Linked DNA regions of Homo sapiens: region 1 is linked to region 2. A link is an interaction called in ENCODE POLR2A ChIA-PET data of the cell type or tissue named here. Cell type or tissue: B cell. All regions are shown on one strand. Each heading gives the region's core, and the rest is flanking DNA. Links, peaks and the distances in the headings are about the cores only.

Region 1 (4,396 bases), core at 137-4,136, 440 kb before region 2:
GGCTGCAGTGAGCCAAGATCGCACCACTGCACTACACTGGTCTGTAGCCTGGGCGACAGAGCAAGACTCTGTCTCAAAAAAATAATAAATAACATTCTAGGAGAGAACAATTTAAAGGATAAAATTACCACCTTCCCTCTCCCCAGTTTGCTAGCTGGCCTGGTATTATCTCTGTTGTTCACTTCACAGGCTATAGTTTCCACTTTATTATCCAAGAAAAACAGGCTAATAAAATATTTAATAGCTATTAGGTAGCACATATTTGAGCAAAGGTATTAATCAGAAGAGTTTTAAATTAACCTAAAAAAGCCCACAGACATTAATAAGCAAAACGTACTATTTTGATATTCAACGCTAACGTGTAAGTACACATTATCAATTAATATCAGAAACTGGATACCTATTAGACTAGTTAATTATAACTGACAATGGGCTTGAGTGTCATGGCAGAAATAAATCGATCAGAAGCAATGACATTCTGATGTCAGTTTTCTGGCAGAATATACCAAGGTGACAAAAGGAAAAAGGGGTGGGTGGAAAGTGTCAAAATCCCTATGGAGAGTAAACAGAAAAATATCTCCCTATTTATAAAATATCAACCAAAATGGCACCTGGTGATATTCTGACATTGTATTCTATGTTTGCATTTCTAAATTTCAGTTTATCATTCAACATGATCTAAACTGCTTTACTTTTCACTAAGAGGAAGAACTAGGAAAGAAATCAGCCTACAAATGGCTTACACTGTACACAACAGAACACAGATCAAAAAAACATCCACAGGCCGGGCGTGGCGGCTCACGCCTGTAATACCAGCACTTTGGGAGGCTGAAGTGGGCAGATCACCTGAGATCAGGAGTTTGAGACTAGCCTGGCCAACATGGCGAAACCCCGTCTCTACTAAAAATACAAAAATTAGCCGGGCGTGTTGGCGGGTGCCTGTAATCCCACCTACTCAGGAGGCAGAGGCAGGAGAATCACTCAAACCCCAGAGGCAGAGGTTACAGTGAGCCGAGATCGCGCCATTGCACTCCAACCAGGGCAACAAGAGCGAAACTCCATCTCAAAAAAATATATATATATATCAACAATAATCCCTACTACTGGAGTTAACAGATTACTGCAGGTTACAGGTAGGGCTCTGCTGGGAAGAACAAAGCAATCAGAATCACAGACTGATGAAGCTGTCCCTACTATAAAAGTCCCAAGCAAAAATGCTCCAATACTGTATCCTCTGGATCTCCCTGAGCCGTTAAGGGGGAGAAAAAGTCAGGTAAGCAGCTGTAAAGTTATGTCTAAATCATTTGTGCACATGATAAAATCATATAGGTGAGCGATGACCATTTTAAAAATGTTCTAGTCTGAAGCAAAAGGAACTACACAGCTCATGATTATCTAGGGTTTAAGTGCTTTTCTTTTTTCTTTTTTTTTTTTTTGAGACAGAGTCTCACTCTGTCTCCAGGATGGAGTACAGTGGCGTGATCTCAGCTCACTGCAACCCGCGCCTCCTGGGTTCCAGCAATTCTCCTGCCTCAGCCTTCCGAGTAGCTGGGACTACAGGAGTGTGCCACCATGACTAGCTAATTTTTGTATTTTTAGTAGAGACGGGGTTTCACCACGTTGGTTAGGATGGTCTCCATCTCTTGAGCTTGTGATCCGCCCACCTCGGCCTCCCAAAGTGCTGGGATTACAGGCGTGAGCTACTGCTCCTGGCCTTTTTTTTTTTTTTGAGATGGAGTTTCACTCTTGTCCCCCAGGCTGGAATGCAATGGTGTGATCTTGACTCATTGCAACCTCTGTCCCCCGGGTTCAAGCAATTCTCCTGCCTCAGCCTCCTGAGTAGCTGGGATTACAGGTGCCTGCCACCACACCCGGCTAATTTTTGTATTTTTAGCAGAGACAGGGTTTCACCATGTTGGCCAGGCTGGTCTCAAACTCCTGACCTCAGGTGATCCGCCTGCCTTGGCCTCCCAAAGTGCTGAGAATATAGGTGTGAGCCATTGTACCCAGCCTCAAGTGCTTTTCCTTGAGGAAGTCACACATGATTTTACTCCACAACTCTTATTTCATAGGAGCAGTGTACACCTTAGTATCCTATCCCTTCTAACCCAACCACTAACTTCAAATCAAGCCTCCAAGACAGAAATTCTTTACTCTCCTCATGGTGGTAAAAAGGGCATAAAGTAAGGCCAGCGGCGGCGGCTAAAGCCTGTATGTACCTCAGCACTTTGCAAGGCTGAGGCGAGAGGATCACCTGAGGTCAGGAGTTTGAGACCAGCCTGACTAACATGGTGAAATCTGATCTCTACTAAAATACAAAAATTAGCCAGACGTGGCAGGTGCCTGTAATCTCAGTTACTTGGGAAGCTGAAGCAGGAGAATCGCTTGAACTCTAGAGGCTGAGGCTGCAGTGAGCCAAGATTGCTCCACCGCACTCCAGCCTGGGCGACAGAGAGAGACTCCCTCTCAAAAAAAAAAAAAGACTTTACTGGCAGGGCATGGTGGCTCACGCCTGTAATCCCAGCACTATGGGAGCCCGAGATGGGTGGATCACCTGAGGTCAGGAGTTTGAGACCAGCCTGGCCAACATGGTGAAACCCTGTCTCTACTAAAATACAAAAATTAGTCAGATGTGGTGGCAGGTGCCTGTAATCTGTTACTTGGGAGGCTGAGCAGGCAACTCGCTTGAACCCGGGAGGCTGAGGCTGCAATGAGCCAAGATCACCCCACTGCACTCCAGCCTGGGTGACAAGAGCAAGAGTCCACCTAAAAAAAGAGAAAAAAGATTTTATTTGCGATTGGAAGAGAGTGTTTCTTTGTCTGCATGGTACCAGAGGAATTAGGAAGTTGGCAGGAACAAGTGATGGTTTATGATTTCCTGAATTGTTAAAGGCTAGAAGGCTGGCCCTGTAGAAATTCAAGAAGTGTGCGTGTCAACCACCCTAAAACCATTTACTGTTCTTAGCTGTTTAGCTGAACTCCACTTAAGTTTTGGTGAAACTCTGAAATCCTAAAGGACAATGTTCTCTGACAATGCTGAAAATGGATATAAAACAAAAATGTCATAGCCAAGGACATATTGACAGTTTTTGATAAGCCACTCACAACTTCTAGGCACTCCCAATCTTCTGGCATTTAAATTGGGAAGGAGAGGTTATTTAGGAGAGTTTGTTCCCTGCCAATATTAAAGATAGTTTCACCATTAAGCTGTCAGCTTTTACACTGTTGACAAGTGAAATACACAGAGTAAAGCAAACCATAAGCTCTAAGAGATGTTTAACTACTTTTGCTATTGGAGCAATTACCATGTTTGGATTTGGTGGAGGCCATTATAATCTTTCCATAGTCCATCAAGAGCTTGAAATTTAGCCACTTTTTGCCCCCTTTTTTTTGTTTTGAGACAGAGTCTTGCTCTGTCACCCAGACTGGAGTGCAGTGGTGTGATCTCGGCTCACTGCAACCTCTGCCTCCCGGGTTCAAGCAATTCTCCTGACTCAGCCTCCTAAGTAGCTGGGATTACAGGCCTGCGCCAACATGCCTGGCTAATTTTTTTGTATTTTTTAGTAGAGATGGGGTTTCACCATGTTGGCCAGGCTGGTCTCGAACTCCTGACCTTGCGATATGCCTGTAATCCCAGCATTTTTGGAGGCCGAAGTGGGCGGATTACTTGAGGTCAGGAGTTCAAGACTAGTCTGGCTGACATGATGAAACCCCATCACTACTAAAAACACAAAAAAATAAAATAGCCAGGCATGATGGCACATGCCTGTATTCCCAGCTACTTGGGAGACTGAGTCAGGAGACTCATTCGAAGCTGGGAGGCAGAGGTTGCAGTAAGCCAAGATGGCACCACTGCACTCCAGCCTGGGTGACAGAATGATACTCTGTCTCAAAAAAAAAACCACAAAAACATTTATACAATCTGTATTATTAACTGTTAGTGAGAGGATCTGACAGAAAACATAAAGACCTACAAAAATACCAAAGAGTACAAAGCAAACACCTGACTTAATAGTTGAGAAGTTTGTTTATGGACCATACACAACCCTTCTTCTTTCTGGGTTGGGGATTAGAGGGGAAGCAGGTTTCAAATTAAGGAGCTACTCTATTAAAAATAAAAACCCAGGTGGGGCACGGTGGCTCACGCCTATAATCCCAGCACTTTGGGAAGCCAAGGCGGGCGGATCACAGGGTCAGGAGATCGAGACCATCCTGGCTAACACGGTGAAACCCCGTCTCTACTAAAAATACAAAAAACAAAATTAGCCAGGCGTGGTGGTGGGCGCCTGTAGTCCCAGCTACTCGGGAGGCTGAGGCAAAAGAATGGCGTGAACCCGGGAGGCAGAGCTTGCAGTGAGCCGAGATGGCCCCACTGCACTCCAGCCTGGGCGACAGA
Region 2 (4,396 bases), core at 331-4,330:
CTATGCCAGTACTATGCTGTTTAAATTACTATAGTTTTGTAATATATTTTGAAACCAGGCATTTTGTAATGCCTCCAGCTTTGTTCCTCTTGCTAAAGATTACTTTGACTATTTAAGGACTTTTGTAGTTCCGCATGAATTTGAGGATTGTTTTTTCTATTTCTGTGAAGAATAACATTAGAATTTTGATAGAAATTGCACTGAATTTCTAGTTTGCTTTGGATAGTATGAACATTTTAGCAATATTAATTCTTCCAATCCATAAGCATGGAATATCTTCCCATTTATTTATTTTATCTTAAATTTCTTTCTTTCTTTTTTCTTTTTTTCTTGTTTTTTTGAGATGGAATTTTGCTCTTGTTGCCCAGGCTGGGGTGCAGTGGCGTGACCTCTGCTCACCACAACCTCTGCTTCTGGGGTTCAAGCAATTCTCCTGCCTCAGCCTCCTGAGTAGCTGGGATTACAGGCATGTGCCACCACGCCCGGGTAATTTTGTATTTTTAGTAGAGTCGGGGTTTTTCCATGTTGGTCAGGCTGGTCTCAAACTCCCGACCTCAGGTGATCTGCCTGCTTCGGCCTCCCATAGTGCTGGGATTACAGGTGTGAGCCACCACGCCCGGCCTATTTTGTCTTCAGTTTCTTTTATCAATGTTTTACAGTTTTCAGCATATAACTTTTCAACTCCTTGGTTAAATTAACTCCTAAATATGTTTTAAATGCTGTTGTAAATAGAATTGTTTTCCTAATTTCTTTTTCAAATAGTTGTTAGTGTATAAAAATACTACTGACTTTTGTATGTTGACTTTGTGTCTTACAACTTTACTGAATTCATGTATCAGTTCTAATAGTTTTTTGATGGAGTCTTTCTTCTCTCTTTTTTTTTTTTTTTTTTTGAGGCGGATTCATGCTCTGTCGCCCAGGCTGGAGTGCAGTGGCGCAATCTCGGCTCACTGCAACCTCCGCCTCCCAGGTTCAAGCAATTCTCCTGCCTCAGCCTCCTGAGTAGCTGGGATTACCGGCACACGCCACCACACCTAGCTAATTTTTGTGTTTTTAGTAGAGATGGGGTTTCACCATGTTGGTCAGGCTGGTCTCGAACTTCTGACCTCATGATCAACCCATCTTGGCCTCCCAGAGTGCTGGGATTACAAGCATAAGCCGCCTTGCCCAACCTTCTTTTTTTTTTTTTTTGAGATGAGATCTTGCTCTGTCACCCAGGTTGGAGTGAAGTGGTGTGATCATAGCTTACTGCAGCCTCAAACTCCAGCTCAAGTGATTCTCTTGCCTCAGCCTTCCAAGTAACTGGGACTGTAGGCACATGCCACCACACCTGGCTAATTTCTATTTTTGTTTTTTGTAGAGAAGGGGTCTTGCCATGTTGTCCAGGCTGGTGTTGAACTCCTAGATTCACACAATCCTCCCACCTCAACCTCCCAAAGTACAGGCATGAGCCACCACACCTGGCCAAGACTTTCTATATGATCATGTTATCAACAAACAAACGCAATTTCACTTCTTCCTTCTCTTATTTGGAGATCTTGTATTTATTTTTCTTGCCTAATTGCTCTGGCTAGGATTTTCAGCACTATATTGACTAGAAATGGTGAGAGTGGGTACCCTTGTCTTTTTCTGATCTTAGCAGAATGGCCTTTAAATTTTCACCCAATTGAGTATGGTGTTAGCTGTAGTCTTGCCATATATGGCCTATTTGTGTTGAGGAACATTCCTTCTATATGTAATTTGTTGAGAATGTTTGTTATGAAAGGATGTTGAATTCTGTCAAATGCTTTTCCTGCATCTATTTAAATGATCATACGGTTTCGTTGGTGGTGATGAATTTCACCCTCACCCACACCCTTTATGAACAGGTTCCTCATTTCAAGATTGACTGGACTTAGATGTGCAATTAGCACCACTATCTGGTTAAATGAATGCTATCCCTCTGTTTAATAATTCCAGTCCCTCAGGATGAATGAACCTGACTTTTGATTCGTATCCTACCTTTATAATTGATCTCAAAGTGCACTTCTTTTTTTTTTTTTCCTTTCTTGCACTTAGTTAGATTTGTTTGCCTTTATACCATTGCTTCTCATCTTGTGGTTTGGAAGTAAGCCCATCATGCATGCCCATTATGTCCATTACTGGGGTAACAGTAAAACCTTGCTCCAAGGGAAAGAAACCTGCATCCAGACTTGCTACCCAGTGCCTCTGGGACTGGGCTCACCCGCTCAATGAAATGAGGCAGAACACAGTTGTTGCTGACTGCTCCCTGGGGTTCCAGCTTATTGGAAACTCTGGCTTCAGCTACTGTAGGAGGCACCATCCACCTTGCCTTCTACATCATTGTATTCTATGTAAATGAATCTCCTGAAGGACAAGAAAATCGTCGGTCAGCATGTAAATTCACTCTGAATAAAATTAAAATAATAGAATCAAAAATGAATTTTCAAAAGACTATATATAAAGGAATAATATGCACACTAATGGACAAGAAATAAATTAGAAATCTTGAAAATAAAAAATATTGTCATTGCGATAAAAATCAAAAGGATTTCCAGACTGGAAAGAGCTGGATAGAATCAGTAATCTGAAAGATAGTACTGAGGAATTCACCCAGAATGCAGCACCTAGAAATAAAAAGAAAAATATATGAAAACGCAAGTAAGAGAGATGAAAGAGAGTTTGAGGCTCCAAAATACTTCGGATAGGAGTTTCTGAAGAAGAGAATTAGGTGGAATGGTGGAGAAGCAATATATGTGGAGACACTGATTGAGAATTTTCCAGATATGAGAAAAGGTCCTGAGTCCTCCAATCAAAAGCACACAGCCGAAGGTAAATAAAGAAACCTACACCCAGATACATGTAACGAAGTTGTAAAACATCAAAAAGAAAGAGCAAATCATGGCTGGGTGTATGGTTCATGCCTGTAATCCCAGCACTTTGGGAGGCCAAGGGGGAAGGATCCTTTAAGGCCAGGAATTTGAGACCAGCCTAGGCAACATAGGGAGACCCTGTCTCTACAAAAAAAAAAAATAATAATAAAATAAAAATAAAAATAAGCTGGTTGTGGTGGTGCAGGCTTGCAGTCCTAGCTACTCGGGCAGCTGAGATGGGAGGATAGTTTGAGCCCAAGAGTTTGAGGCTGTAGTGAGCTATGATCATACCACTGCACTCCAGCCTGGGCAAAAGAGCAAGACCCTGTCTAAAAAAAAAAAAAAAAAATGCTGGGCGCGGTGGCTTACACCAATAATCGCAGGACTTTGGGAGGCTGATAGGGGAGGATTGCTTGAGCCCAGGAATTCAATATGAGCCTGCAACATAGGGAGACCCAGTCTCTACCAAAACAAACAAACAAACAAACAGAAAAACTGGCTGCAGTGGCACACACCAGTCATCCCAGCTATGCAGGAGGCTGAGGTGTGAAGATTGCTGGGTCCCAGGAGGTCAAGGCTATGGTGAGCAGTAATCAGGCCACTTCACTGCACTCCATCCAGCCGAGTGACAGAGCAAGACTCTGTCAAAATAATAATAATAATAATAATAAATGTTAAAAAGAGAAGGAAATTCATGTTTATCATAAAATAATATTAAACCATCAAAGCAGTTAAGAGCAAGAATTAAGATTAATATGTGAAGTTAGCAGTTATATTGGATATATTTATGTATTTGCATGCTCTCGGGCAGATCCACATTTGGTAGAATGCTTCAAAAATGCTATTTTTGGGCGGGTGCAGTGGCTCACACCTGTAATCCCAGTACTTTGGGAGGCTGAGGCAGGCAGATCCCCTGAGGTCAACAGTTTGAGACCAGCCTGGCCAACATGACGAAACCCCGTCTCTACTAAAAATACAAAAATTAGCTAGGCGTGGTGGCACATGCCTGTAATCCCAGATACTCGGAAGGTTGAAGCAGGAGAATCACTTGAACCTGAGAATCGGAGGTTGAAGTAAGCTGAGATCGTGCCATTGGACTCCAGCTTGGGTGACAGAGTGAGACTCCATCTCAAAAAAAAAAAAAATTGCCATTTTCATCATCAAACACTTATTTGTCCAGGATGCAGTATGACTATGTTCTTCTTCATTATGTTTTAGAATGAAGAAGCAGTACGACGTCTCATCTGGGAAAAGAATCTAAAGTTTGTGATGCTTCACAACCTGGAGCATTCAATGGGAATGCACTCATACGATCTGGGCATGAACCACCTGGGAGACATGGTAGGTACATTACAAGAAATCCCACTTTCACGTCTGGGTAAATATCATTTCCTTTCTGTCTCCCCAAAAGCAATTTGAAGGTAAACAACAATAACAAAGGAATGTATAGTACAAAGTTGGAAAACAGTAGAATTGAAGGACGTAAGAACGTGTACAGAAATTTCTTACTTAGTTCTATTTTG

The links. Peaks named below come from ENCODE experiments on the same cell type or tissue, not always from the same donor. Only the 100,000 strongest peaks of a DNase experiment are listed, where the experiment ranks them.
Region 1: POLR2A ChIA-PET joins it to region 2 with 5 read pairs; 1 of 35 experiments calls an interaction of 5 or more read pairs at or near these places.

Annotation. Positions count from the first base shown.
Region 1 is chr1:151,200,863-151,205,258 of GRCh38, reverse strand. The region is part of intron 1 of PIP5K1A (phosphatidylinositol-4-phosphate 5-kinase type 1 alpha); the gene reads right to left. Among named protein-coding and RNA genes, the nearest start is that of PIP5K1A, 4.5 kb to the right of the region's middle. In B cell, for the core only: no CTCF peak of the experiment used is centred there; no DNase peak of the experiment used is centred there; H3K27ac peaks cover 749 bases.
Region 2 is chr1:150,757,676-150,762,071 of GRCh38, reverse strand. CTSS (cathepsin S) reads left to right here. Exons shown (of 8, transcript NM_004079.5): 3 at 4,092-4,214. Among named protein-coding and RNA genes, the nearest start is that of CTSS, 5.9 kb to the left of the region's middle. In B cell, for the core only: no CTCF peak of the experiment used is centred there; a DNase peak (open chromatin) is centred at 1,851; H3K4me3 peaks cover 487 bases; H3K27ac peaks cover 1,606 bases.